Regions from separate parts of the Homo sapiens genome. Here regions 1, 2 and 4 are each linked to region 3. Evidence: chromatin contacts called from ENCODE Hi-C data. All regions are on one chromosome and are shown on one strand. The core of a region is the stretch at or near the end of the contact, and the rest is flanking DNA. Distances in the headings are between cores, read along the strand shown. Region 1 holds the start of LINC02572 (long intergenic non-protein coding RNA 2572). Region 2 holds the start of AMMECR1L (AMMECR1 like). Region 3 holds the start of CCNT2-AS1 (CCNT2 antisense RNA 1). Region 4 holds the start of UGGT1 (UDP-glucose glycoprotein glucosyltransferase 1).

Region 1 (7,101 bases), core at 3,832-6,331, 5.0 Mb before region 3:
TGAACCTAGGAGGCGGAGCATGCAGTGAGCCGAGATCGCGCCACTGCACTCCAGCCTAGGCAACAGAGCAAGACTCCGTCTCACAAAAAAAAGATAGCAAGTGCCTTTGGAGGTGAGGCAGGGGTGGGAGAAACAGACCCCTGGGCTTCTGTCTAGGTCTTTACCCAGGTGTGGCTGGGTATTCACTTTCACTTACACCATGAGTGATGAGTCAGACATTCAGGCAGGGCACAGCTAGGCAGTTCTCTGGCTCCCAGTGGTATCATCTGAGGTGACTGAGCAGTAATCAGTTGATGGACGAACTGGAGGTTAGATGGGCTCAGGGCTCCCAGAAAGAATATCCTAGCAACAAGCAAGTCAAGAGATTTCACCTGAGTTTTTAACCTTGGTTTCTTCTAAAAGTTCTGTTGTTTTTTTTCAATACTACTATATAACTTTATACACTTTCCTATTCCCCACAAATATTTTCAAGCTTGTCTTGATAAAACATAGTAAGATTTGTTTTATATGCTATATCTGATTATTTCAACATTTAAGTCTTTGAGAATCCATTGTTAATTTTTTTGGGAGGTGGGGTGGTGTTGCTGATTTTCATTCATGGTATCTTACTTCTTTGTACTTGACCATCTTTGACTATGTGCAGTTATTGTACTTGGGAAGTTATTAAAAGAGTAATCTTTGAAGGCCTAGATGAAGGTATCATCCTTCAGAGAAAACTGGAAATACCTCTTAGGACACCATTTCATGTCCCCACAACTTCCACCTAACCCATAATATAATCACCTTCTGCTCTCCTCTCCCTGAAGTCTGGTTCTCTTGTGAGGCCATGTTAATGAGAGCCTTCTCCTTCATCTTGAACACCTTGGGGTCAACAGGTAGAGTTGGCTATTTCCTCACTTGTCAGTGCATAGCTACTGCCATTTTTTAAATTCCTCATTAAAAAAATACTTGTTCCATCTTTATTCACAGCATTCAGCTAAGTAACACCCTACACCTCAGAGATTTCATCTCTTGAGCTATATTGGTACAAGATTTTTGCACCTGGTTCACGACGTTCCTTTGCATCCAATTTCTGTCATCACTCAGAATGACATCAATATGTTTTATTACATCCACTTTAAATTCAACGTGACCATAGATGAGTCCTGCAAATCTGCACCCTCTCCTCCTGTATTTCCAGTAATAGTGAATGTGCGAATGTCTCAGCTACTCACCTAATCACCCAACCCAGAGGCCCAGACACTTTCCTAGACAACTCTGCCTTCCAGTGAGCACCAAGTGCTTCCTTAATATTTTTTCCAACTACATCTGTTCCTGTCCCCACTGCCCCTGCCTACATTCAGCCTCACTAATCCCCAGGCTTGGATGCTGATAAATGACTTGAGTGGCAACTACAAAACAGCTAATGAAGCTCCCCACATCCTCCCACCAGGGCCTCCACAGAGCTGGTATGAACTACAGAAAGGGGCAGTTACTTTCCCCATGACGCTGTCATTCCCATTCGTATTGCAAAGCCTCTATTTTTTAATTTGTCCCACAGCATGACAGACCCCAAACGCACATTTACTACTGGTATAGATACACATATTAAGACCAGTGGTGACTGTTACAGCTCACATAAAAGCTGAGTTCCATTGCTTGGGCTGACTTTATGTGTGGGGGGAATGCAAGCCTCTAGAATCCCATGAGAACTGACTTCTATATTGGGTGCTTTTCTGTCTCCTCCTGTGTCTCTCACATAAGACCCATCAATGAATGCTATTAAGTTAACATGGGAATAAGACTATATGATGAATCAGATGGAGGCCATGCATCTTCATTGAGGGCTGCGAGGTGGTTGTGCTGCTGTCCAGTCAGGATCTGGCAACAGAGTCACTGGGCTCAAAGTTCACACCTTCCTAGAATCCCACTAGGGTCAGCCAGTAACGCTTACAGAGCACTGACAAGTGCTGTGTCATAGGAACTTCAAAAAGCAGCAGCAACAGGCCAGGTGTGGTGGCTCACACCTGTAATCCCAGCACTTTGGGAGGCCAAGGTGGGTGGATCACTTGAGGTCAGGAGTTCAAGACCAGCCTGACCAACGTGGTGAAACCCTGTCTCTACTACAAATACAAAAATTAGCCGGGCATGATGGTGCACACCTGTAATCCTAGCTTGGGAGGCTAAGGCAGAAGAATCGCTTGAACCCGGGAGGTGGAGGTTGCAGTAAGCGCCATTGTACTCCAGCCTGGGCAACAGTTAGACTCTGTCTCAAAAAAAAAAACAAAAAAACACACACACAAAAAAACAAAAAAAAACACACAAAAAAAAACAAAAACAAAAAAAACAAAGCAGCAGCAACAGCACAAGGCCCAAACAATTACATCCCCGAGCCAAGGCCTGCACCTTCCCAAGCAGAGACCCAATGTTGGAATGACTTCTAAACAGCCTGGCATCCCTGGAGCAACAGAATCCAGTGGTACATGAAAGCCAACCAAAGGCTAGTGTTTGAGGAAGCATACCCATCACTAACAGCACCCTTGCTCTCCTTACAGAAAAGGGAGAAGAGATGACCAGCTAGGAACTGACTCCAAGTACAGGCAGGAAAACAATGGCTACTTAAGGATCTGAAGGCTTTTTTAGCTTCTCCTAGCTATTGCAAAAATGCACCTAGCGATGCTTCATGTAGCACCACCATGAGTGGCTTGCCTCTCAGAAGAGACAGGGACCCGTTGCCTGCGATGCACACCAACCTCAAAAGGGTGGAGCTATTTCTTCGCAGTGACAGAGCTGTTGCTACATGGAGCTATTGCTTCATTTGTAAAAGAGGTGGCTTTGGGGACAGAACTATTTCCCATCCATCAGCCAATAACAAATATTCCAAATACTTGACCTCGGTCTAACGATGTTGGAAATTATCTAAAGGAGCTTTATGCCCTTTAGAAGCTAGAATTTTCGTAAAGCTAATATATCTTGTTTTTGTTTTGGGGACAGGGTCTCACTCTGTCACCCATACTAGAGTGCAGTGGTGCGAGCTCGGCTCACTGTAACCTCCACCTCCCAGGCTCAAGTGATCCTCCCACCTCAGCCTCTCAAGTAACTGGGACTACAGGCACCCACCACCAGGCCTGGCTCATTTTTATAAGTTTTTGTAGAGATAGGGTTTCACCATGTTGCCCAAGCTGGTCTCGAACTCTAAGCTCAAGCAATCTGCCCACCTCAGCCTCCCAAAGTGCTGGTTTTGCAGGCATGAGTCACCATGTCTGGCCTAATATATCTTGTTAGCACATGAGGTGTTACCTATCAATAAATCATCCATATATATCCATATATGGACTCCTGAGGTGGGGGAAGTTTCTTTAAGTTCTTTTGTAAATGCCTAGAGATTATAGTTGGCAAATCTCTGAATCCCTGGGGGATGCATTGCCACCAATATGGAAAGCCTTCATAGGTAAACACAAAGAGATACCTTGGTTCCTCTGCTGAAGGTATAGAAAAGAAAGCTCAACATAAGTCTATTACTAAAATTAGTTAGGTCACACAATAGGAGGCTAAGAGGTTGAGTACTACAACTGTCAGACATACCAAAAATATATTTCTATCAGATTTTGTAAAAATATGTAAGCAAGCTAAACTTCTTTGTCAGTTTCCCTTCCTTTTTCATAGGTAATATAGGAAGACTATTACAAGGCAAATGTCCTTTCTTTATGATTCTCTTTCTAGTTCTCTAATTACAGGTTCAATTCCCCGTATTTGAGCTAGGGAGAGGATATAGCTTTACACATGACCATAATTTTTCTTTGGTGTAAGCTACGACAGTAGGGTCAATCAAATGATAGACTTAATGAGTCAATGTGTTTAAGAAAGACTTCAGCAAACAAGGCCTCTTGTCTGACCGAAGATGGCTACACATCCTCCAATTTGCCCAGTGGAAAGGCTCACTCAAGGTGTCCCATCCTTGTCACCAAACTTGTGGGGGCAGAAAGGAAACCAACACCCAAAGGAACATGCCAATTCAAAAAATAGAGAATGATTAGATAATTCTATTATTTAGAAAAAACCTGAATGCATTCAGGTAGTCAGCAAGTGTCTACACAGCTATGGTAGATTTTTAGCTCTATTGTTATGGAATTAAAGCTACAGTTACTATCCCTCATTCCGTTTTTAGTAAACAGCCAGAAGCTATTCAATTTGCATCAGTAGTTACGTTGAGTTTACCCTGATGGCCTGATTTTTATAATTCTTTATCAGGCTTACCCTGATGTTCTGCTATTATCATTCGTTACCACTACCTCCTGTAACCGCCCAAAAGTGTCCCCACACACACGAGGGCATGTTCAGTTTCCCACACTCCACCTCAACAACTGGCACCAGAATCGGCCCAGTTGCTCAAGCCAAAATCTCAGGAGTCATCCTGGTTTTCTCTCTTGCCACCCTGTGGCCCCACATCCAATCCATCAGCAAAAAACAGCTGGGAGCTGGAAAGGCAAGACTCTCTTCCTGTGAGTCCTTCACACCGCCTGCACCTGTCTAAGCCACCATTCCACTCCCTTTCCCACCTACAGCCTGGTGATATCTCCCTTCTCCTCTGCCTTCCCTCTTTGCAGCTCAATCTTTCTTTCCCTAGGTTATCAATTGTATAATAAAGATTATAAAATCACTCTATCCCAATAAATATAGCTTCTATCAGTCTTAATGACTGAAGCACCGCAGAATTCTCGGTTTGGAAGGGGGTTTTGCTGCTTAAAAAGTTTCAAAATCACTGCCAGAGGGAACCAGCAGCCCTTTTGTTGATAGCAGAGCCAGCTCCTCTCGCACGTGAATAAACAACCATAAATGAGACACGGCACATTTGAGCAGTCTTTTAAAATCATTTAAGCTTTAAAAATTATTTAAGACACGTTTGTTTTAAAAAAGCAATTCAAATCAAGCATTTGCAACATACCTACGATACCTCTATGGAGACTTAGCATCTACAAGACCCAGTTTGACAACTGCCAGCGCCAGGGAATAAGTGAAGTTTCTCAGCCCAAGTCACACAAGGCCCTAGCCAACCCACCTCTGCCTGCTCCCTGGGGCTCTCCTCTACCCCAGCCCTCTCTCCCTAAAGCCAGCGAGAGGCTCCGCGATTGTCCCCCCCAAATCCTTTCCCCCTTTTCGGGAATAGCAAGCGAGTCCAAGAGATGAGGTCACGTGATGCCGTCCGACCAATCTGGTGTGAGCAGAGGCCCCCATTCTTCCGGGGAGAGGGGCGGGGGCGGGGCCGGGCCGGGAGCGGAAGGAGCAGGGGTGGACAGAACAGCCTGGGGAGGGGGCGGGGACAGGGCGAAGCAGGGAGGGGAGGGGGCGGGAACAGGGCCAGGTGGGGCGGGCGCGCGTGTGGGGGGGCGGGCGCGCGTGTCGGGGGCGGGCGCGCGTGTGGGGGGGCGGGCGCGCGTGTCGGGGGGCGGGCGCGGGGGCGGGCACAGCAGGCGCAGGGTCTTTCCCACATGCTGGGCTGCAGAGTGAGGAAAACCCATCCCGGAGGAAGCTGGCGGTTAGGCTGGCTGAAGGCATTCTGCATGATGAACACAACAGTTCTCAAAAAAGTAATGATGTCATACCAGAGCAGCAGGAGGGGGTGGTCTGTGACCATGTATGCTTGATAAATTCTGGATTTAAGCAAAGTAGGCCGGCTTCTTTGTCAATAGACGTATTGGGTTATTCCCGGGGGGGCTGCAGCCGGAGCACCTCCCACTCCTTCGCAGGGGTTATTTCTGAAGACCCCCTCTTGGAGGAGCTCTGCTAGGGCCCTGCGTGCACCTGCTGCCCTGGCATCCTGGCCAGCAGCTCCGCCAGGCTCTAGTGTGTATGGCCTGGGCTACCTCCCGGTACTGTCGCCGCAGGCCTTGGGACCCGTTCCCGCCGCGAGGCTCCCGAGGTAGCCCCGGCCTCCGGTTCTTCTCAGATAGCCCCGTCGTCCAGCCCCAGAAGCGGGCACTAATGCCTTCCCTGAACGCTGAAAGTTGTTGAATGGATATGGACAATGATTAGAATCATGTAGAAAACATTAAGTGATGGTCAGTATGTTCTGTTTGGGAAATACTGAAATGTGCAACACAAGCTAGAAATAACAACATGCAGAACAGCACAACTTTGTAAGACCCGCGCTGAAGGAGGCAGCATTTGTGTGAGAGCGCCCGGCGCTGCCCAGAAGAGCTGGAACGCCCAAGGAAGGCCGCTGCTCAGCGCAGGACCCCTGGGCTCCCGGAAACGGGATAGCGTTGCTTATCTTTAAGGTAGGCTTGGGAAATACCTTGTTTCTCCGTAGTTTTGTGGGTGTATATACAGATACTCCTTGACTTACCATGGGGGTTACATCCCAGTAAACCCATCGTAAGTTGAAAATACCATAGTCAAAGATGCATTTAATACACTTGACCTACCAAACATCATAGCTTAGTGTAGCCTGCTTTTAACGTGCTCAGAGTTAGGCAAAATCCTACTTTATAGTTAAGTGTTGAATATCTCATGTCATTTATTGAATACTGTACTGAGAGTGAAAAAGAGAATGGTTGTGTGGGTACTCAAAGTAGAGTTTATATTGAGTGTGTATCACTATCACACCAGTAAGAAGTCAAAACATCATACGTCGAACCATCCTAAATTGGAAATTTGTGTGTGTGTCTGTGTGTGTGTGTGTGTGTGTGTGTGTGTGGTTTTTAACCGATAGGCAAGAGACACTTCCTAATGGCCTGTTTAATGACTCCAAATTACCTTGCGTCTCTTCATTGAGAAGGTGATTTAGTTTTCCCTAGGTGGTGAGGCACTATTTAAAAATTAATTTAAGCAACAACTCCAATAAACATGGGTTCATCTTTCAGTCTCTTATTAATCATATTCCAGAAAGAATTGAAGTTCTCTACCTGAGGCGTTTTGAAATTTTTTTCAATGTGGTTTTATGATAGTTATTTGAAATTACTTGACAGAGAGAAGACCATTTGTTATAGTTTGTGTACCAAGAGAAGTTCCAAGTGTGCCCCTGTTAAATTCCTTGAAAAGTTTTCACCTCTTGGGACAGACACTTAAAAGAAACTGAATTGGGCCCTGGTCAATAATCAATTTAAAAAGCTCTAGTAACTG
Region 2 (7,193 bases), core at 1,319-3,818, 7.0 Mb before region 3:
CCTGGCCAGAACTATACATTTTCATTTCAACTTAGCTTAAAGAAAAACATGTACCTAGGAGTCAAAACTCTTTTCACCTCCCCTCTGTTTTCTATGTGACCTGTAGCAAGGTGCCACATTTTTCTGGGCCTCAGTTCTTTCATTTGTAAAATAAAAACATTTATCCCCTGTGTCCCTCAGAGGGGCTGGGAGGCTTCACCAAGAAGTGAAACACTCTGAAAACTCTCTCCTAAGTGTTAGCATACTATCATTAATCAACTCAAGAGGGCACAGCAGTCATAATTTTTCCCCAGAACTTTGTTTCAAGTTTACAGTGAAAAATTTTAATTATCTTCAAATCTGTGATGGGATTTTCAAGAAAATATCTTCACTATTGCAAATTTAGGACAAAATGTTCCAAAAGTCTCTCAGGACTGAAACTATAGAAAAGAGAACCAATAATTGACTTTGATCAGGAACTGCATTAACCTCTGAGTTAATTACCCTAAAACTTAAGACAACCTCTTTGGTTGTATTGAGAAACTCATTTGGGAAGGGTGAGGAGCCAGACCTTACAAACTAGAAATATAAAGGAAAGATCATGCCACGCCACCACCTAGCTCACTCTAATGGGAGTATGAAAAACAAACTTGCCTTTGCATATTTAAATTATTTTAAAAGGGAACAAGCGGAAAAACTTCATCAACATTAGGACCCCCTCATGGAAGTAGAAAAATACAAATGAAAACACACCTACATCCCAAAATCCTAGCACATGCCTAAAATCAAAAACTACAACGATGCTCTACTCTAAATATGCCCAAGATAATACTCACTGAAAGCAGAAAGTTTGTATTGCCAGAGGAACAGCTACAACAGAGGAGGGGAGCTATTTTGTCTCTGGAATGAATTTTCTTCCTTCCGATTCCATTCCTTCTTCCTGTACCTAAGACGGAAATGCAGGTGCAGTGAACAAACACCCAGGTAGTGCAGAGGTAAGATAGATACGGTTTCTGAAAAATCACAACTCGACAGAGCAATTTCGGGGGGGTGGGGGGCACAGCAAATAGCTAGAGAACAGGCTCTCCTTATTTCAAAACCTTGCAAACTCTAAATCTGAGGCAGCCGTGAAGTCCCATGCCCTGAATCATCTCATCCTTAGCGTCATCAGCAAGAAGGGAGGACACTGAGAATCAAAGGTTTTATTTATTGAACTCGAGCATGAGACGCACATTAAAACTTCCCCACCACAGATGCAGAGCAAAAGTTGCTCTCAGGCCAGAAGAGACCATTTAAAAGCTCTCCGCCGGTTTCAGAACACAAATAAATTTCCCAATCCTCTGCAAAGACAGAACTGAAGAATTACTGGACAGCACGCCAGAGGCAGGGACCTGAGGGCAGGCCATCTTGCTATGCCGGGAGGAGACGGTCACTGTTGCTAAGGGTCATCCATCCTTAGTCTCGAAGAAATCTCTTCCTGATCTCTTCACCAACTCTCCCCACTACTAGAGAATTGAGCTACTCCCAAAGATGTAAGTAAACAGGAGACTGTTTACATCTCCTGTGGGTGGGAGAGGCCCCACCCACTCTATCCTAGGAGAGGGCAGTGAAAGAGGATAAGGCCCAGAGGGATAAGGGTGAGGGAGCATGGCAAGGAGAGGAGTTCAGATCAGGACAGGGAATGTAGGAGGGCAAGGAGTGAAGGGCACAACCCACAGCCTGGGAAAGAGAGGCATGAAACCCAGCGTGTCAGGTGGACGGATCATGGAATGGGGGGCCAGCGGAGGTTAAGGAAGGAGGGCCCAAGAGTAGGGGTGCGAAAAAGAGAAGAGGAGGAGGAGAAAGTGCGCGTGTGAAGAGTGTTAAGAAAACGACAGGACAGAGCGGGGAGGGGAAAAGCGGGCCGAGGGACAGGGTGAAAGGTGAGAAACGAGGGTATGAGGAAAGAGGGTCCGGGGCGCTGGGGAGTTGGGGAGACGATGGAGCGACGGGTAGAGCAGCTTGGGCCGAGCCGCGGGGGTGGAATCCAGACGCCGGGCGGGGGAGGGGGCGGCGGGGCGGCGGGACGGTGGGTGGGGGCCACCAGGCGGCGCCGGAGACCACCAAACTTTACAGCGAGCGAGCCTGCTTCCTGGAGGGAGTGCAGACAAGGACCAGGAGCGGGAGCCGAGCCTCGCGGCCCGGGGCACGGCGCCGCCCGCCCCTCCCCGGCAGTGCCTCCCGACCCCCTGCCCTCCGCTGGGACATGGCCTGAGGCCCCGCCCGCCGCCCGGGACTCCTCCCCCCCGCTGCCCCCGGACCCTCGCCCCAGGACCGCGGGGTCTCTTCCCGGCCCCGCCGCCCGCCCCGGCGAGAACAGGCCCGGCGGGCAAGGCGGCGGCGGACCGAGGGAGGCCTGGCCCGGCAGCGGGGAGAAGGGTGCGGCGCAGCCCGAGTTTCCCACCTTTTCTCCTGGCCCAGACGCGGCTGGGGCGGACGGGACCTCTCGCGCTCTGCCTCCTCCTCTTGCTTCATGGAGCCATGCGCCTGGGTGGGGGCTCCCGAGAGAAGCTGGCCTGCGGGCGGGCCGGACGCGCTGCGCGGACGGGGCGGGGCGAAGGAGGCCGGCGGGCGGAGGAGGAAGCGGCGGGGCGGCGGCGGCGGCGGCGGCCGGGAAGAACTAGAGGTATTCCCCGGGCGGCTGGAGGACTGAGTCGAGCCGGGACCCGAGTCCTCCGGTATCCCAGCAGCCACCGGAGGCAGTGAGGTAATGGAGGAAGAATGTAGGGAGTCCTCCAGTGGACCACACTCCTTCTAGCGAGCCGCGGAAACCATAGAGATCAGGGCTCAGCCGGAGGGCCGGCCCACTGCTGTCACGTGGCCTCCATCCGTGCGCTTTATTGGCTGGTGCTGGCTTTACGGGGTTGAATTTTGGACGCTGCCTGCCATTCGTGGGACCGAGTTTCAGGCAGCTGGAATAAAGAGAGACATCGGGGGAAAGCCGCGAGAAGGCCAGCGTCCCTGGCTGGGAGCAGAGCTAGCCGAGTAGGGCGCCCGGCTGTCAAAACTGGCCGGCGCAGTGCACGCTGGGCCGCCCCGGAGCGGTCGCAGAGCCCGTCGGGAGTCGTAGTCCGGGACGGGCCCGCAGCATTGTCCGCGACGCAGCTCGGGATCCGCGTCGGGTTGTCGGCCGGGTTGCTGCCAGGCACCGTCGAGCGTTAGCCACCCAGCATTGAGCTGCCAGCGGCTGTTCTCCCTAAGCACCCTCGCTCACGTCGCCTCGCCTCGCCTCGCCTGACCGGCCGCAGCCTTGGATACCAGCCTTAAATCGAGCCGACTACGGCCCAGCCCCGCCCGCGGCGAAGTGCGCGGGGTTCGGTGCCAGCCGCTCGCCCCTGGCCGGGCCAGCCTCTTGATGCACCGGGGACGGGCGCGCCCATCCGACTCTTCGAGGGGCGGCAGGGCCCCATCTGTGTCTTTCGCTCTCGAGCCCCCAGCTAGAGTTGGCTTCAGCGGAATACCTACTGTGCAGGATTATTCAACAAGCCGATTGATCACATTCTTCAGCTCTAGCAGTGCAAAGGCTTCACTGAAAAAGAACATTACAAATTTTTTTTGAAAGAAATTTGGGGGTAAATTTAATTTTAAATACTGATTTTTGATAACATTTGATCTTATGACAGCATTTGTATTTTTAATTACAGATAGGATTACACTAAAAGTCATTTCTGACCTGCTCCCTTACCCTTATGGCTAAAATAAACTGCTAGGCCCTGAAGCAAAGGCGAGCCATGTTCTAGAGCAATGTCTTTCTTGTATTAAAATACGGCCCCATGCTCACATATAGGCTGTTTTGTGTTTTGCTTTTCTGTTGATGCACAAAGGAATCCTTGATATGTTTGTCCTCAAAGACCAAAGACAAGTATCTAGTAAAAAATGCAAATCATATCTAACAGTGAAGCTTTCCAGCAAAAACCTTCTGCTCTAGAATGCATAATTATGCGAGCATAAGATCTACTACTCTAGACTTTTAGCATAATTACCTATAGGCAGCAAAACCCTAGTCAATTGAGTGTCTGGTGCCTCTTGGACCTGGACTTCTCCAAGAGAATGGGCAAGGAGGACGAAAAGGAAGAGACAGCTATGCTTTGTGAAACAGGAGGTGACTTAAAAAAAAAATTCTATAGCAGTCTTCTTAATTCCTGTTACAGACTTGATACGCTTATCTGCTGTTGAGGACACGGTTGCCAGTTTCTAACCTTCTCTGTCTGCCTGAAAAACTAGAAATTAGATGATCATATGGCCTAGAGCCAGAAGTGCAGGAGGCAGAAAGCCAGGGGCCAGTTTTTTTCTTTTTGTTTCTGAATAAGAAGGCCAAATCCTGACTTAAAATAATCAAAATAAATTTTACGGAGTGACGGTCTTTCCAGCTGAAAACCTTAAAACATGGCATCTGGAAGAAGGCCTTAGTCTATTGCTCCCAGGATGGTACTATATAGTCATTAAATAGCCCACAGATAAGGGAGTTATTGCCCCCTCGTTATTGGGCTGCCAGGAATTAAATGATGGAACTAAGTTTCACTTGAAACATTCCCAAATTAAAACAAAAACAAGCCTTGCTTTGAGCTGTTGAAAAGGCATTTTACTGAGAAGATCCAGATGCTATTGCTGTTCTTAAATGATGTTGAAAGGCAAAGGGTCAGGACTTTCAAAAAGTCACTTTGAGGTCACCTCACATAAGCAAGCAACAGTTTGAACTGATGCAAAAACAAACAATGAAATTATGAACAGGAGGAAGAAACTAAAATGAGGGCAGTATATGCCATAAATATGGAAGAGGCTGTCTCTTATTTATCTTCTCATTTCCTGTACATAATACAGAAACCTGGTATGTAATAGGCATACAATTATTTGTGGCTCAACTGAATAAACGAAGATGGAAACCAGCAAGCAGCGGGCAGATAATATACTTGGGAAAGGAGAACTGCAGAGACGCTGGGTGGTTCAAGGCTTCTGCATGATCCTCAAATGTCACCCCAATCTGCTGTGACATAGCTATACCACTCATCAGAATACCCCAAAACAAATTGTCTGCCTCCCTTATGTACAACTTTTATTATTTCTTATCTCGGTTGGTTAAGAATATGTAGTAATGGCCGGGCGCGGTGGCTCACGCCTGTAATCCCAGCACTTTGGGAGGCCGAGGCAGGAGGATCACCTGAGGTCAGGAGTTCGAGACCAGCCTCAACATGGAGAAACCCCGTCTCTACTAAAAATACAAAATTAGCCGGGCGTGGTGGTGCATACCTGTAATTCCAGCTACTCGGGAGGCTGAGGCAGGAGAATTGCTTGAACCTGGGAGGCAGAGTTTGCGGTGAGCTGAGATCGCGCCATTGCACTCCATCCAGCCTGGGCAACAAGAGCGAAACTCCATCTCAAAAAAAAAAAAAAAAAAAAAAGAATATGTAGTAATGGTTAAGAGTCCACTGTGGAATCAGCCTGCATAGGTCCAAATCCCAGCCCTGACTGAATACCTGTGAACAAGTTATATCAGTGACTCAGGCTTATTATCTGTAAAATGGGGATTATAGCATTCCTGCCTCATAGGGATGTTATGAGATTTAAATACCAATAAGTCTGTACATTATAAACCTTATCAGATTGGTGTGGTGAAAATGCTCAGTAACTGAGCCTCGTGAGCATTAGAATGTTGAGATCAGCATGAAGTTAGCCTGTATACTGGGCATACACATTCTTCTGGATTTGCTCCTTTTGTGAGCAATCAATGATGAGCTAAAGGCATTTGCTAACTAGTAGGAATGAAATAAGGTTTCAGACAGGATCTTGGTGGGTGATGTAGATTTTATCTGTCCCATTTGTCCCATTTCTCAACTGGAAGTGAGTCTGGCCTTGGTCTGCATCTGTGCTCTCCCCTTCACAAAAGGCAGGCCCAGAGAGACTCCAGAGATGGCCCCTGTCTCCTGTGTGTCCTCCGCCGCTGTGTCCACTTGGGCACGTCAAAGGTATGATCGGTACTTATCTGATGAAAACAAATCTTTGTATATACAGTTGTCTACCTGGGTTGAATATTTCAGAGGTATAAAGTAGTTTAAATAAATAAGCCCTCTAGTGTTTTGTTTGTTAAGCCACATTACTCAGAAGGTTTTCTTTCTTTTTTTTTTTTTTCTGAGACAGGGTTTTGCTTTGTTGCCCAGGCTGGAGTGTGGCTGCAGTGCAGTGGCAGCACGACCATAGCTCACTGCACCCTTTACCTCCTTGGCTCAAGCAGTCCTCCTGTCTCAGCCTCCCAAATAGCTGAGATCACAGGTACGCACGACCACACCCAGCTAATTTTTGTAGAAAATGGAGTCTCCTTATGTTGCCCAGACTGGTCTCCAAACTCCTGGGCTCAAGCAGTCCTCCCACCTTGGCTTCCCAAAGTGTTGGGATTGCAGGCATTAGCCACTGCGCCCAGCCTGAGAAGATGTGTTTTAAACTTTGTATGTCACTTGGGTGTAGAATTTAACATTTAAAAAGTTCTAAACTTTTGGTACTAGCAGCCGGGCGCAGTGGCTCATGCCTGTAATCCCAGCACTTTGGGAGGCCGAAGCGGGCGGATCACAAGGTCAGGAGATTGAGACCATCCTGGCTAACACAGTGAAACCCCGTCTCTACCAAAAATACAAAAAATTAGCCAGGCATGGTGGCGGTTGCCTGTAGTCCCAGCTACTCGGGAGGCCGAGGCAGGAGAATGGCGTGAACCCAGGAGGTGGAGCTTGCAGTGAGCCAAGATCACGCCACTGCACCCCAGCCTGGGCAACAGAGCCAGACTCTGTCTCAAAAAAAAAAAAAAAAAAAAAAACTAGTACTACCAATGAAATAAATGCAACAGAGTTGGAGAGCTCAAGTCACGTATTCATTTATTCTACAAATACTCTCTAAATGGCTACTCTGTAACCAAGCATTTTATATTGCTTTTTTATTGAGAGAGGACATACATGTTTAGAATTCACACAGCTCAAGTATACAGCTTGACCAATTCTTACATTAGTGTCCATCCATGTAACCATCATCCAATTTAAGATGTGGAATATTTCTAGCAGCTCAGAAGGTTCTCTTGTGCCTTCTCCCCGTTCCTAATCCCCTCCAAAAGATACCCATTATTTTGACTTCTATCACTGTGGGATAGTTTTGCCTGCTCTTGAATTCACGGACATTCAAATCGACTCATCCAG
Region 3 (7,800 bases), core at 3,152-5,651:
CAATTTGGATGCCCTTTATACCTTTCTCTCGTCTGCTTTAGCTAGGACTTCCAGTACTAGGTTGAATAACAGTGGTGACAATGGGCATCCTTGTTGAGTTCCAGATCTTAGAGGAAAAGCTTTGTTTTTTTCCTATTCAGTATGATACTAGTTGTGGGACTGTCATATATGGCTTTTATTATGTTGAGGTAAGCTCCTTCTATCCCGTTTTTTTACGGCTTTTATCATGAAGGGATGTCAAATTCTATCAAATACTTTTTCGGCATCAATTGAAATGGTATGGTTTCCAGTCTTCATTCTGTTGATATGATGTATCAAGCTGATTTATTTGCAACCATCCTTGCATCCTAGGGATAAATCCCCTTTGATCATGATGAATGCTCTCTCTAATGTATTGTTGAATTCAGTTTGCCGATATTTTATTGAGGATTTTTGCATCAACATTCATCAGAGATATTGGCCTGTAGTTTTCTTTTTTCAATGTGTCTTTGGTTTTAGAATCAGGGTAATACTGGCCTTGTAGAATGAGTTTCGAAGTACTCTCTCTTCCTCTATTTCAGAATGGTTTGTGTAGTATTGGTGTTAGTTCTCCTTCAAATGTTTAGTAAATTTAGCAGTTCGGCCATCTTAAGAGTTCTTTATCAGACGTATGTTTTGCAAATATTTCTTCCTTGTATTTCATTCTCTTAACAGTGTCTTTCACAGAACGGAGGTTTTAATTTTTTTAATTTTAAGTTTTGAGATGGAGTTTCACTCTTTGTTGCCCAGGCTGGAGTGCAGTGGCACGATCTCGGCTCACTGCAACCTCCGCCTCCCGGGTTCAAGCAATTCTCCTATCTCAGTCTCCTGAGTAGCTGGGATTATAGGCGCCTGCCACCATGTCCAGCTAATTTTTTTTTTTTTTTTTTTTTTTGAGACGGAGTCTCCCTCTGTCGCCCAGGCTGGAGTGCAGTGACACGATCTTGGCTCACTGCAACCTCCACCTCCTGGGTTCAAGCGATTCTCCTACCTCAGCCACCCCAAGTAGCTGGGACTACAGGCATGCGCCACCATGCCCAGCTAACTTTTTTTGTATTTTTAGTAGAGACAAGGTTTCACCATGTTGGCCAGGCTGGTCTCCAAATCTTGACCTCAGGTGATCTGCCCGCCTCAGCCTTCCAAAGTGCTGGGATTACAGGCATGAGTCACTGCGCCTGGCCAGAGGTTTTTAATTTTAATGAAGTCCAACTTACCAGTTTTTTCTTTCATGGATTGTACTTTTGGTGTTGCATCTAAAACCTCATTGCCAAACACAAGGTCAACTATATTTTTTCCTATGTTATCTTCCAGAAGTTTTACAGTTTTGCATTTTACATTTAGGTCTGCAGCCCACTTTGAGTTAAATTTTGTGGAAGGTATAAGGTCTGCATGTAGATTTTTTTTTTTTAATGTGGCTTTCCGGTTGTTCTAGCGCCATTTGTTAAAAAGACTATTATTGCTCCATTGACTTGCCTTTGTTCCTTTGTCAAAGGTCAGTTGACCATTTATGGGTGGGCTCTCTATTCTGTTCCATTGATCTATGTGTCTATTCTTTCTCAAATACCACACCGTCTTGATTACTGTAGCTTGATGTTAGGTAATGTCAGTGCAACTTCTTTGGTATTGTGTTGGTTATTCTGGGTTTTTTGCCTTTACATAGAAGTTTTAGAATCAATTTGTCAATATGTGCAAAATCACTTGCTGAAATTTTGGTTGGGATTGCACTGAATTTGTAGATCAACCTGGGAAGAATTGACATCTAAATTGATTCTTCTAATCTATGAACTCAGAATAGCTTTCTGTTATTTAATCTTTTTTTGTTTTCCATTAGAGTTTTATTATAGTTTTCTGCATATAGATCCTGTACATATTTCAGATCCATATCTTTTTTTTTTTTTTTGGAGATAGAATCTTGCTCTATCACCCAGGCTGGAGTGCAGTGGAGTGATCTCGGCTCACTGCAACCTCTGCCTCCTGGGTCCAAGCAATTCTCGTGTCCCAGCCTCCCAAGAAGCTGGGATTACAGGCATGCACTACCGCACCCAGCTAATTTTTGTATTTTTAGTAGAGACAAGGTTTCCCCATGTTGGCCAGGCTGGTATTGAACTCCTGGCCTCAAGCAATCTCCCACCTTGGCCTCCCAAAGTGCTGGGAGTATAGGTGTGAACCACTGCGCCCTGCCTAGATCCATATCTAAGTACAGGTTGAGTATCCCTAAATCTGAGAATCAGAAACACTCCAAAACCCAAAACTTCAAGCCCCCACATGACATTCAAAGGAAATGTTCATTGGCGCATTTCAGATTTAGAATTTTTGGATTAGGATGCTCAATGGCTAAGTTTATAATTCAAATATTTCAAAACCTAAAAAAACCTGAAATCCAAAACACATCTGGTCTCAAGCATTTCAGATACGTGATACTCAACCTGTATTACTTTGGGAGACGGTACTATTGTAAATGGCATTTTTAAATTATAAATTCCAATTGTTCATTGCTGGTGTATAGGAAAACTGACTTTTGTATTCAACCTTATATCCTAAAATTTTACAGAAGAAGTTTTATGTCTTCCTTCCCAATATGTATATACTTTTAATTTACTTTTCTTGTTAGCTAGAACACCCAGTACCACGTTGAAAAGACTGGTGAGAGGGGACATGCTTGCCTTGTGTCAGACTTTAGGTGGAAAGAATGTAGTTTCTCACAACAGAAACAATCTATTGTTAGCTGCAGAATTTTTGTAGATGCTCTTTATCAAGTTGAGGAAGTTCTCCTTTATTCCCAGTTTGCTGAGTTTTTATCATGAATGGATGTTGAGGATGGGCACTTCTTTTATTTGTGTGTGTGTGTGACAGGATCTCACTCTGTCACCCAGGCTGGGGTGCAACCTCACCTCTCAGGTTGAAGCGATACTCCCAAGGAGCTAGGACTACAGACGCCACCACATCCAGCTAATTTTTTAAAAAACTTTTGTAGAGGTGGGGTCTCATTATGTTGCCCAGGCTGGTCTAGAACACTTTGGCCTCCCAAAGTGCTGGGATTACAGCCGGGAAACACTGCACCTGGCCAAGGGTTTGCACTTTTAAAATGTTGCTTTAAATCAATCTATTCCAGAAATTGTAAGCAACATAAAACGTAAAGCAAGGGAAGTGAGTATGAAATAGCAACTGTTACAAAAACTGCCTACTATAATCAATATTCTTGTGCAATGCAGTATGCTGAGCGTGGGAGCCCCATAACAATCACTTGCCTCCATGGTCTTTGGCAAATAGATATTACTTTATTTTTTATTTTCGAGACAAGGTCTTGCACTATCGCCCAAGCTGGGGTGCAGCAGCGAGATCTAGCTCACCGCAGCCTCCACCTCCTGGGCTCAAGCCATCCTCCCACTTCAGCCTCGGGAGTAGCTGGGACTACAGGCGCGCCACCAAACCTGGCTAATTTTTGTATTTTTGGTAGAGACGGGGTATCGCCATGTTGCCCTTGCCCTCGAACTCCTGACCTCAAGTGATCGGCCCACTGGACCTCCCCAAGTGCTGAGATTACAGGCGTGAGCCACCGTGCCCGGCCTCCAAATAGTTAAGACTTTAAACTTAGAAACCCTATTCACAACACAAACTCCGAGTGAAGCTCAGTGGCATTTTCTTACAGGAAGAAATACAGGAGTTAATCAACAGGTATGTGGGATGTTCCCACATCAAATCCTAAAGATAAAATTTTAACTCAGTTCCTCCTGCACTATCTGATTCTCCCCAACCTTGTCTCGCAGAAACCACAGCGCAGCCTGAAAACACGCCCCGTCTAGATTCAACACCTCATTTAGAAATTCAATTTCTCGTTGCTAGTTGGATAGCGTTTGCCAAGTAATTTGAAAAAATAAAAATAAACCAAGTGGTCTGGGATTTAAACAAGATAATGTAGGGTGAAAAAAGCACTCAGGTGCGGACAGCCATGGAGCGTGACTTCCTGTGCACTCTTTCCCCGCCAGCTCAACGCCAGAGCCGCGCGCTAGGCGGAGACTGTTGGTGGCGGAGGCCGGAGTCGCACGCCTACGAGACTGCGCGGACCCGCCCAAAAGGAAAATGGAAGTAGTGGCGTGAGGCTGCGACAGTGAAGGTTATTTTTCTCTTTTTAAAGGGCCGCTAGACCTCCCGTCTAAAGGAAGCGCCCGACGGGCCTCCGAAGTACACGCCCAGGCCCCCACAGCGCAGCCGCCCGACCGCCTCTCTTCACACCGGCCAGAGTCCACCCTCTCCCACTTTCCCCTCCCCTCCCCTCCCCGCCCCTTCCCTCCCCACCCCTTCGCCCCGCCAACCCTAGACCCGGCATGCGCTGCGCCGACCTTTTCCTTCCGAGCCGACCTCTCCACCTTCGGCGCCTCCCAATGACAAGCGGCGCGGAGCATTGTGGTCCCGTGCGCAAGAGCGAGGCCGAGGGCAGAAAAAGAAAGCAAAAGACTAGGGCGAGTCGGTAGAGCGGGCCCCGCGCATGCGCAAGGGCGGAGGCGGTGGTGAAAAAGGGTGGTGCGTGGTCTACGGCGAGCGGAGTGGGGCGGGGTCGCGCGCCTTGGCGGGGAGTCCGCGAGCCAGGAGGGGCGGGGGGTGAATGAAGGAGCGGGCGGAGGAGGAAGTGTCATGGCGTCGGGCCGTGGAGCTTCTTCTCGCTGGTTCTTTACTCGGGAACAGCTGGAGAACACGCCGAGCCGCCGCTGCGGAGTGGAGGCGGATAAAGAGCTCTCGTGCCGCCAGCAGGCGGCCAACCTCATCCAGGAGATGGGACAGCGTCTCAATGTGTATCCTTTTCTGTTCGCCGCCGCTCACGCCCTGTTTCCCTTGCCCGGTCGCCGGGCCTGGTGCCCCGCGAACATGGCGCCGCCGGCCTCGGCCTTCGCTGGGCCTCGGCGCCGCGGTCAGGGAAGTAATGTTCCGGCTCGGGCAGTCGCGAGGGGTCAGCAGAGGAAGGGAGGAGGAGATAGGACCCCAGGAATGCGGGCCAGGAGCCTGCGTTGTGTAATCTGTTTGGGGCAGCGCGTGGTGGTGGCGGCGGGGGTTGGGAGTGTGGCTCAGGCGAAAGAGGAATTTTAGGGATTATTGCAGAAAAGGGGCGGCTCCCTGGACTTGTCCCTGACCCCGAAGGGTTTGAGAGGTAGGAGGGTTAGCGATGCTGAAAGGCCTAAGTGTTTGCCGCAGCCTTTCCCGGCTCTCGTCGCCGGCTTGATGGCGGCTCTCTTCTACCTTGGGAGCGTACTGGAGTTCTTTATGTTCTTGGCGTGGTTTTGTATGGGTGTGTGCGCGCGCGTTTCAACTGTTTCATTTTGAGTTTAGTTAGTCGTAGCCATTGATAAATAGTTCCAGGGCCCTCAGCGCTGTTAGAGTGAAAAGATCAGCAGTTCTTATTCCCATTTATTTGGCGTCAAGCCTATTCTCTTCCTGCCGCCCCACCCCCCGCGGGCATTTATTTCTTTATTTCCAGTTTGGGGTTTGGATTTGAATGGGAGGTATTGGAAAAGAACCTGGGAATTTTCCATCAAAATTGTTCTGGGAATGAGATCTTGCTTTTGTCAGATATTTCCTAAATATTACGTTCCAGCTCTCAGCTTACAATAAACACTGCGATTGTTTATATGCACAGGTTTTATATGCACCATTCTTTCACCAAATTCAACAAAAATGTAAGTACTAGTTGTCTGTTTTTACTGTCCGCAAATTTGAGGGTAAATCGATACGCAGAAAAAAAGTTGGTCATTGCGTTGTTGGATTTAGTGTTCTGAATTAACGGTAAACGTATATCACGTGATAAATATTTTGCTTCAGATGCGGTGTTTTTGTGTTTTTAAAATTTATGATGAATTAAACTGCAAGGCACTGTTAAGCTCTGCCAGGCCTTTTAAGCTAAAAAAGAAAAACATTTATTTCTTTACAGAGTTATTACATAGGTTTTCTTCATTTAAATTCTATACTTAACATTTGAATAATTTCAGTAGTGATGTACAGTGGAATTGGGCAAGCCTGGTCGTTCTGTGATACATCTTAATTATGTTGGACTCATTGTTTAAAAGACTGTCAATTGAGATTAAATTAATTATGACATTCTTTTGAAAGAGCTATTTAGTAGAAATAATTCATTTCTTCATTTGCTAACCTAGTAATTTCTTAAGATGTCAACGTTTCTGTTTATCACGTTAGCATCAGTTGTCTCCTAAAATTTTGGGTGATTCAAACGTCCACTCTTGCTTCAGATATAGTACGTCAGGAGTATGTTTATGTATTATTAGTAAAATTTACACCTGAATATTAAGGTATATAACCTGTAAACCTTGACAAATAGAGTAATGGCATTTTGTTGAAATGTTAATTTCATTTATGAAAGATACGAGTTTGGTGTATGTTGAGTAACACGCATACTGTGTTGTGTGTGTTAAAGAAAATTGCATATTGTTTAGAAATGTTTAACTCTGCTTTAATTCTGTCTTTATTTGTTACTTTTTATCATAGTTATTTTTAGAATATTATTCTGAAAGGTATGTGTAGAAAAATGGACCAAAGAAGACTTTCTGCTATTTGTGGATAGTCATTAGGACTTATTTGCTAAGAAAACAATCCTAGGAAAGATCCTCAGAATATTATTTTTGAAATGGAAGGAAAGGCTTCATGGTTTAGATTGAGTCCTACCTTAATCTCTTCGGATCCTATTTCATTTATCAGTTTGGCATACAGGTTTATCTTGGACCACAAGTATTTTAATATACATTTTGATCTCTTGAAGACTTCTTCTATTTCTTTTTTAAATCTGCATAATTCTTGCTCTGTTGCTTCTAGTTTCCTAGTTATTTCTTGTGCATAACATTTAGGTCAGTGATAGTGTTATGGAAGAGAAAGGAAGCCATTGGTGATAACATTTAGATTAAGGGAATTCATTATAAATTGTCTCCAAAGGCAGTAGTGAACTAATGAATGTTAATATAAATTTGGCATTCCTTACGTAACCCTGGATAATAATGGTAGAAATTACAAATCAAAATAGTTCTGACTATTCTTTATATGGCTACAGATGTCCCATTTGCCGAATCAGGCATACTTTTGTACTTCCAATAAATGATCTAGCCACAAGTCTTCACTTCTTTTATTTATTAATTTTTTTTTTATTTTTTTGAGACAGAGTCTCACTCTGTCACCCAAGCTGGAGTACAGTGGCGCTGTCACAGCTCACCACAACCTCTGCCTCCCTGGTTCAAGCTATTCACCTGCCTCAGCCTCCTGAGTAGCTGGGACTACAGGTGTGTGCCACCACTCCCGGCTAATTTTTGTATTTTTAGTAGAGAGGGGGTTTCACCATGTTGGCCAGGCCGGTCTTGAGCTCCTGACCTCAGGTGATCCGTCCGCCTCGGCCTCCCAAAGTGCTGGGATTACAGGCACGAACCACCGTGCCCGGCCATCTTCACTTCTTTGTTTTGAGCCCTCCTTATAATTTGTCTTTATGGCGTGGTTGGCGTGCTTTACAACAAATACCCTGCTTAAAGCCAGAATTCACAACTTTAGATTGTCATTTGCATTCTAGCTTTCACTATTTTACTTAAATGTTTTCCTTCAATAAAAAGGCCAAGGTATTAATTTTTTATTACCTTCTTTAATGTCTTATTGTGTATGAAGGTAAACTTCAGCATTTTTACGTAGAGTCAGTAATAATTGAAATCTGTTCATTTCTGTTTTGAGAAATATTATTATACCCTTCATATCTGTTGTCTTTTTTTACCTTTGCTATTATAATATCAAAAGTGGTTTTTA
Region 4 (7,721 bases), core at 2,170-4,669, 6.8 Mb before region 3:
TCTATGTAAAAAACCTTTACATAGGGCTGGGCGTGGTGGCTCATGACTGTAATCCCAGGACTTTGGGAGACCAAGTGGGGAGGATTGCTTGAGCCCAAGATTTTGAGACCAGCCTGGGTAACATGGTGAGACCTGATCTATTAAATAAATAAATAAATAAATAAATAATTTTTTTTTATTTGAGACAGAGTCTTGCTCCTCACCCAGGCTGGAGTGGAGTGGCGCAATCTCTACTCACTGCAACCTCTGCTTCCTGGGTGCAAGCAATTCTCCTGCCTCAGCCTCCCAAGTAGCTGGGATTACAGGCGCCCACCACCATGCCTGGCTGATTTTTGTAATTTTAAATAAATAAATAAATAAATATAAATACAAACCTGTACATGAATGTTAATAGGAGCTTTATTTGTAATAGTCCAGAACTGGAAAAAACCCAAATATCCTTCAATAGGTGATGCTAAAATGAATCTGTATGTTTGTACCATGGAATATTACTCAGTAATAAAAAGGAACAAACTACTGATATCTACAACTTGTATGGCTCCACAGGTGGTTATGCTGAGTGAATAAATAAATAAAAAAGCTACATACTATGTGATACTATTCATATAACATTCTAGAATTGAAAAATTTTATATTTAATGATCAAAATGATGGTTGCCACAGGCTAGGGGTTTTGGGGGTAGGAAAGTAGTTCTGACTTCATAAAGGGGTAGCACAAGGGAGATCTTTGTGGTGCTGCAATAGTTGTGGGTCTTCATTTTGGCAGTGGTTACACAAATGTACAGACATACACAAAATGATGGAAATATACCTGTCTCCCCCACACAATGTACCAAGTCAATTTCTGGTTTTCATACTTTAATATAGATATTTGAAATGTAATCATTGGGGGAATGGGCTTAAGGGTACAAAGTACCTCTGTGTACTATCTTTGCAACTTCTTGTGAATTTATAATTATTTCTAAATAAAAAGTTTAAAAAATTTTTTAAAATCTGTTTTTATTCAAATAAGGTAGCACTTTTCAGAGAAAGGTTTAGAAAAGGTGAAATCCAACTTTCCTAGAAGCTCTGTGCTACCACTTAGCTGTATTTTAAAACTAAGCAAACTTTGGTTTTGTTCATGGATCACATAGCAGAAGATCAAGATAAGGCCAAGAAAAAGTATATAATCAACTTTGTAATGAGGTGAATTAACAATTTCCTTTTTATTGAAGCATTAGCTGATGTGATTTAAAGAGGGCTAGAAAATACACTATGGAAAGCTAACACAACAGCTCCCTTGTGAAATAAATTTTAAAATGCTCATGTTTTTTTCTTTTCGTAGGTGTGTGTACACATTTAGTTTTATTGTAACAAAGCAACTTGTACACTTTTAACATTTAAAACTGAGCATGATCTTTCCTTTCCAGTGAAACAAAATTTAAAAATAAACAGGAACAAAATTACAATAGAGAATGTCAATTCCAAATAAGATCCTAGAGGTTCTGCTGATTCTCCCACTGAGTGGCAGGGCTCAAGTCATCATTAGGAGAGAATTTATTTTAAAAGCGTCATCTTAAACTGCAAGGATGTGTGTCAAACATCGCAATTAAACATGCCAAAGGAGAAGCCATGTTGTCAAAATGTCCGCTTAACCCACCCAAACATCTCAGACCCACCCTTTGCTGACTTCTAGAATCCCATTTTTTAAAGTTTTTTTCTTTTTTTAAACAAGAGAAAGTAGACAGAAAGATGTTGGTAAATGCTAACTGTCCATATTCACATAGAGACCCAGTGTACTCTCCGAGCCCAATATACAGAGAAAGCAGGAAGAAAGCTAGAATTGAATGCTCTGCTACACATGGGCCTAGAGCCCTCCAGCTTCCAGCAGGGCGAAGGGAGCAGGTTTTTCTTTTTTCCCACAGAGCTGGGGTGATGTTGATTCTATACAGTTTTTGCTCAGACAGGAAGGGATAAAAATGAATTTCGAACAGAAAGGGGTAGAGACTCTTTTCCCATTGTATTCTGCTGAAGTTATTTCCCCCAAAATAAGTTGAGAACTATAGTGTAGAGAAAAGAAACCTCAAGAACAGGGCGACTGAGCACAAGAGAGAAAAAACAAAAAACAAAAAAACAAAAAAACTGCAACTTGCTCCCAGGGACTGGAGAAAATGTAAAAAAAGGAAGGTTGGAATCCATCAGTGTTTTTTTGCTGTTGTTGTTGCTGTTTTTTTTTTTTTTGAGATGGAGTCTCCCTCTCTCGCCCAGGCTGGAGTGCAGTGATGCGATCTCTGCTCACTGCAAGCAACCTCCGCCTCCCGGGTTCACGCCATTCTCCTGCCTCAGCCTCCATCCTCAGCGTGAGCCACCGCGCCCGGCCTCCATCAGTGTTCCATTAGTCATCTCCTTCATCCTCCTCTCCTTCCTCCCCTTCATCATGTTGGCTCATGTTTATTTATTAAAATTATTTTGGGCCGGGCGCAGTGGGTCACGCCTGTAATCCCAGCACTTGGGAGGCCGAGGCGGGTGGATCATCTGAGGTCAGCAGTTCGAGACCAGCCTGGCCAACAGGGTGAAACCCTGTCTCTACTAAAAATACAAAAATTAGCCAGGCGCGGTGGCGCACGCCTGTAATCCCAGCTACTGGGGAGGCTGAGGTGGGAGAATCGCTTGAATGCGGGTCGGGGGGTTGGGGGGTGGGGGGCGCGGGCGGGGGCGCGGAGGTTGCAGTGAGCCGAGATCGCGCCACTGCATTCCAGCCTGGGAGACAGAGCGAGACTCCAACTCCAAAAAAATATTTTTGGCTTTTCATTCACTTTGACTTAATATACTTAAAAATATACCCTCCAAAGAGGTATTCATTTTTGGGTGGGTTAAATGCTACCTATTCCAAAACAATTTTAAACTGGTTTATATTAGTTAAAAAAAAAATACTAAAAGGACAAAGTAGTCCCTGTAGACTAAGCTGCCGCTGTCCGAATAAGAAAGCTCAAGCGGCTCATAAAATTTAAAAAGTCTTCCTTTCATCATGCCTCCTGGAAGGTAGCTATCAAAATTTTAGGGTTTAGTATAAAGTCTAAGATGCTCAGAAACATTAAGACAATTGTCCTTACTGTGCCACCGAAAGGCTAAAGGGAGTAAGCTTTTAACAAAGGTTTAAGGGAGTAAGTCCCAGAGTCCAAACTGGATTTCACCGACTGACTGTTGAAGCTTTCGGGTCTCAGCTGTTGGCCCAACGAACCTTCCCAAGACCTTGAAGACCGGCAGCCTACCCGCCACCCTGAAAGGCGGAAGTGAGGAGAGAGGCAGGACTCCCCCCTCCCCAACCCTCGGAGATGAGAGGGCGACCGCGCGACGCTCTGGGCTGCTAGGTCTCGACTCGGTATCCGGAAGTCCTCCAGCGTTCGCCTGCAGGAAGCGGAAGTAAAAGGGCGGCCGGCAGCTGGGCAATTGCTTTGCGAGGCTGGGTGTTGAGTCGAGCCGCGGGAAAGGCGCGTGTCGGCCTCTCACTGGCGCAGCCTGCACTGCCGCTGCCGCCTCGCCCCGCCCTGCCCTGGCGTTGTCTCTGGCACTGTGGCGGACTGACCACGGCCCGGGCATGGGCTGCAAGGGAGACGCGAGCGGTGCGTGTGCCGCGGGTGCGCTGCCGGTGACAGGTACCCAGGGGTGGCGTGAGGAGGCCTCGTGGACAAAGAGAGGGTTTGGGGCACAAGGCGACCCTGTGCCCCTGTCACATTGAGCTTCCGCCTCTACCGTGACTCAGTTTACCCTCTGGTGTCCTATCCCTTCCCCTATTCGCGAGCGCCCCGAGTTGCCCTCAGTGGTCTTCTTGGCAAGGTATCGCTTCCGCGGGGGTGGCGGCGGGCTCTGTTCAGCGGTCTTGAACCTTCTTTGAAGAGCTTTAGATCCTTGTGCCAAGTGCAGAAGGAAATGGGGGAGGTATCCTACCATGGATTTAGACCAAGCTTGATCCTCAGTGAGTTGAGAAGCAGCACTTTGCAGGACCCTGATTGCAGAACGACGTGCTTTTTAAAATAGATTTCAATTTTTCCTAAAATGAATTCGGGTTGATGCGTATTGGTTACTGTTTTCTTTTAACACTGTGATCTGTTGGCTGGAAATTGGATGATATGGTTTCACTTTTAGCGTGGGACCTGCCAGAATGAGATCTGCGTCCGTCGCCAATAACTTATAGATGTGAACTGTTTTTGTTCCTTGGCCAGAATCTGCAGTTGTTTTGCATTTCTTGCCAGATTTGAGAAGGAGCAATTTTGTTCGTTTGAAGTCCTGGGGTCTTTTGCCTTATTGTGCTACACTAACTGTTTTGGAAACATTCATTGATGTACTTGCCAGCCAATTTTAGTGTAAAGTGCCCTCTTTCCTTCAAGAATCTTACACTTGCAGGCGTTTGAAGACATTTTAAATAGCTATTTAACAGCACCACAAAACTTGGAATAATTGTAGCCTTTTCACTTTGCTTTTTTTTTTTTTAAGCCAGTCGAATTTAGCAACACTTGACTTGCTTTTGATAAACTTAGCTGAAGCTTATTTTAAAAAAATTCTTATTTATTTATTTATTTATTTATTTTGTAGAGATGAGGTCTTGTTACCTACCAGTCTGATCTTGAACTCCTGGCCACATGAAACTTATTAAAGGAAGTGACCATAATACTTTGTACAGTAGCATAGCACATTTATAATGCACATTGAACTTCAGGGGAATATATGAAAGTAAGAAGAAAATTTGCTTAGAACTTTCCTGCAGCTGTCTGTGAGCATTTTCTTTTTTTATCTAAGTTTCCCTGTAACAATACAAGATGATGTGATAATTTTCTTTCTTTCTTTCTTTTTTTTTTTTTTTTTGAGATGGAGTTTCACTCTTGTTACCCAGGCTGGAGTGCAATGGTGCAAGAGATAGTGTTTTAATTTATTTTTTTATTTTTTGTTGGTGAGGCAGAGTCTTGCTCTGTTGCCCAGGTTAGAGAATAGTGACATGATCTTGCTAGCTGCAGCCTCCACCTCCTGGGCTCAGGTGGTCCTCCTACCTCAGCCTCCTACGGATGGTTGTTGATAGTTGGGCCTAGAACTTGTTAAAGAGTGTTTTCTGTTTATTCATCATGCCGCAAGTATAATGCTTATCATGCAAAGCCACATGGCACATTCTGTTGGCCATTATCTCAGACTGTTTGTCTTTATAAGCAACATTTAAGAACCCCTAGGGTCAGAATGATAAGGGATCCTATAAAATGAAGACATACTCAAAGCAGAGACCACTTCAGTGAGATTCTTACGTCTGCTTCTCTGGACAGTCTTTTCCTCTGGTTTTACCTGTAGAGTTAAGAATGTGGGGTCAGAGTGGCAAAGCTCTTTTTTAATGTATAGCTTTCCTCCTTTTTTCATCTCAAATGGTGCTGCATCTCTCCCCAAGAACACGTACTCTCTCTCCTTTTTGAAAACAGTGTAGGGGGATCTCGAGGCAGGCCACAGGTTCATAGGATTTTCATTTTACCTATCTTGCAGTCCTAGGCATTTTATAGCATCTTCACTCTTGGTGCCACACTCCTTTCCTGTTGTTTCCATTCATGCCTTAATGAATGAGGCCTGTGTTTATTTCATTTTGAGAGCCTTCTATGTTTCAGGCATAATGCTAGGCGTGGAGACCATGATAGACAAAACACCCTGCTCTTGAGGAGCTCCCATCGGTCCCCAAAGCCAGCGTAAGTGTGGATCTGTCAGATTGGTTGGTTGGATTGCTTCGGTCCCAGCTTCAGGCCTCCTCCCTTGGTTTCAGGTTAAAACTATTCCTTTCTCAGCCACCTGTCTCCCAAGAACTGTGGCCACTGAAAATCCTTGGACTTGCCTTGGTTCTCACAAGCACTTTTCTCAGTCTGAGTCTGCACAGAGTATGGCTTTTTACCCTTTTGTAAAGCCAGAGAACCAGAGAAGAGAGCACGGTATTGTAGAACTTTAAAAGCAGGAAGGTGTGGGTTCTAAGCACTGCTATTTATTAGTTAGGCAAGGTACTCAGCATCTTCGAGCTTTCACTTATTTTTAAAGTGGAGATGCATGCAGCATATTCATGGACTGTCTTCTGAGTGCCAGGCATCATGCTGTGCACTTTGGTAAACGAAGTAGACATGGTTGCTCCCCTCAGAGAACGTTAGTGCCCTGGGTTGTTGTATGTAAGGATTAGATAACACTGTGTATGTAAAGCACCTAATACAATGTTTAGCTCAGAGTCATTGCTTGTTAAATGCTGGGGTTTCCTCAGGGGACTTTGTCATACCCCCAATTTCCTCCCCACTCTACATGCCATCCACCTGGGGTTACAGTGCAGTGGCGTCCAATTCGTCATCAGGAATCACCACTTTCTGGGGTGTACACATCTAGACCCCTTCAGGACAAATTGTAAACATAGCTAATAGCGTAATACTGCTAGACAGTTCATATGATGCGCTGTCTCCAGTTTATAAACTCATTGACTCAGGCCAGATTAAAAAAAAAAGAAAAACTCTGTAACTTTTGGGGAGAATTTTTTCTCTCAGCCACAGAGGATATATTTCCAATGTGTATTTTTGAGGCTATTTAATAACGATGATGTACTATTCTGTAATTTAGAAGATAGTTTTTTCTTACGATAAAATGTTTTACTACAACAATCAATTCTGGTATAGTACTTGGCACTTTACAAAGTGATTTTTTTATTGCCTCTTCATTTTCACATTGACCCTGTGAGGCAGATACTATTATTCCTACTTTGATAGTCTTCGAGACTAAGGGCCTGGGAAGTTAGGTAACATATATGTGGTTAAACTGCTAGTACGTAGCAAACTCAGGAATTGATCACAGCTGCCCTGATGCTAAAAGGTTCCCTTTTTTTACAAACCGTGTCTATTGTGTCCTGTAGAGCAGGTTTCTGAGGCTGCAGTCTGTGGGCCTGTGGGAAAGGGTGTCTATGGTTAGTCCTAAGAGAATGCTTTTTTTTTTTTTTTTTTTTTTTTTTTTTTGAGACGGAGTCTCTCTCTGTCGCCCAGGCTGGAGTGCAGTGGTGCGATCTCGACTTACTGAAACCTCCACCTCCCGGGTTCAAGCGATTCTCCTGCCTCAGCCTCCTGAGTAGCTGGGATTACAGGCACCTGCCACTATGCCTGGCTAATTTTTGTATTTTTAGTAGAGACGGGGTTTCACCACATTGGACAGACTGGTCTTGAACTCCTGACCTCAGGTGATCCACCCACCTCAGCCTCCTAAAGTGCTGGGATTACAGGCGTGAGCCACTGCGCTGGGCCAGTCCCAAGAGAATTCTTAAGTTGTACATAAAATTTGGGTCCTTGTTTGCTCCTCTGTGGGAAATGTCAGTAACTTTACTAGATTCCAGAAAAGGCCTATATCCTCTTCACTCAACCAGCCAGGAATCACTGCTATCAGGTTTCATTGTGTAAAATCTAGTTTGGTTATCTCTAATTTCAGTAGGTTTCATTTTTGTGTGTGTATTCTTTCATTTCTGCAGCCTCTATAGCAGTTTTTACAAACGTTGATTTTGAAAAACACTTCTGAGTGTTTTTATTTATAAGTGGGATGTTCTTCTTCTTCTCCTTCCTCTTCTTCTTCCTCTTCCCCTTCCCCTTCCCCTTCTCCTTCCCCTTCCCCTTTACCTTCCCCTTCCCCTCCTCCTTCTCTTCCTCCTTCTTTCTTCTTTCTTTCCTCTTCCTCCTCCTCCTCTTCCTCCTCCTCCTCCCCCA

What was found. A loop is a pair of places that touch in the nucleus more often than their neighbours do. Pooled maps may share reads with other maps.
Region 1: a map of breast epithelium shows a loop between it and region 3 (27-fold over the local background). The contact joins the promoter of LINC02572 here to the promoter of CCNT2-AS1 in region 3. A Hi-C loop is called at or near these places in 2 of 168 maps with a recorded cell type or tissue (CD4-positive, alpha-beta T cell and breast epithelium) and 6 of 50 pooled maps.
Region 2: a pooled map shows a loop between it and region 3 (4-fold over the local background). The contact joins the promoter of AMMECR1L here to the promoter of CCNT2-AS1 in region 3. A Hi-C loop is called at or near these places in 3 of 50 pooled maps.
Region 4: a loop to region 3 is called in a map of CD8-positive, alpha-beta T cell, with 9 times the contacts of the local background. The contact joins the promoter of UGGT1 here to the promoter of CCNT2-AS1 in region 3. A Hi-C loop is called at or near these places in 2 of 168 maps with a recorded cell type or tissue (CD8-positive, alpha-beta T cell and naive thymus-derived CD4-positive, alpha-beta T cell) and 8 of 50 pooled maps.

What each region holds. Positions count from the first base shown.
Region 1 is chr2:129,872,410-129,879,510 of GRCh38, forward strand. LINC02572 (long intergenic non-protein coding RNA 2572) reads right to left here and starts at 5,082. Exons shown (of 6, transcript NR_149127.1): 1 at 5,039-5,082; 2 at 197-342. LOC105373616 (a long non-coding RNA gene) reads left to right here and starts at 5,470. Exons shown (of 3, transcript XR_923328.3): 1 at 5,470-6,257. RefSeq lists enhancers at 5,027-5,321, 5,342-5,898, 5,899-6,454.
Region 2 is chr2:127,883,388-127,890,580 of GRCh38, forward strand. It overlaps AMMECR1L (AMMECR1 like), which reads right to left and starts at 2,569. Exons shown (of 8, transcript NM_001199140.2): 1 at 2,423-2,569; 2 at 816-925. It overlaps LOC107985944 (a long non-coding RNA gene), which reads left to right and starts at 3,731. Exons shown (of 2, transcript XR_001739707.2): 1 at 3,731-5,981. It also overlaps the pseudogene LOC107985803. RefSeq lists enhancers at 2,440-3,035, 2,820-2,899, 2,910-3,169 and silencers at 2,460-2,509, 2,520-2,689, 3,400-3,449.
Region 3 is chr2:134,914,205-134,922,004 of GRCh38, forward strand. CCNT2-AS1 (CCNT2 antisense RNA 1) reads right to left here and starts at 4,402. Exons shown (of 5, transcript NR_036549.1): 1 at 4,359-4,402. It overlaps CCNT2 (cyclin T2), which reads left to right and starts at 4,618. Exons shown (of 9, transcript NM_058241.3): 1 at 4,618-4,808; 2 at 5,606-5,687. The coding sequence starts at 4,651. RefSeq lists enhancers at 3,528-3,577, 3,587-4,260, 4,338-4,497, 4,648-4,917, 5,128-5,217 and a silencer at 4,258-4,327.
Region 4 is chr2:128,087,781-128,095,501 of GRCh38, forward strand. It overlaps UGGT1 (UDP-glucose glycoprotein glucosyltransferase 1), which reads left to right and starts at 3,420. Exons shown (of 41, transcript NM_020120.4): 1 at 3,420-3,635. The coding sequence starts at 3,578. RefSeq lists an enhancer at 3,182-3,491.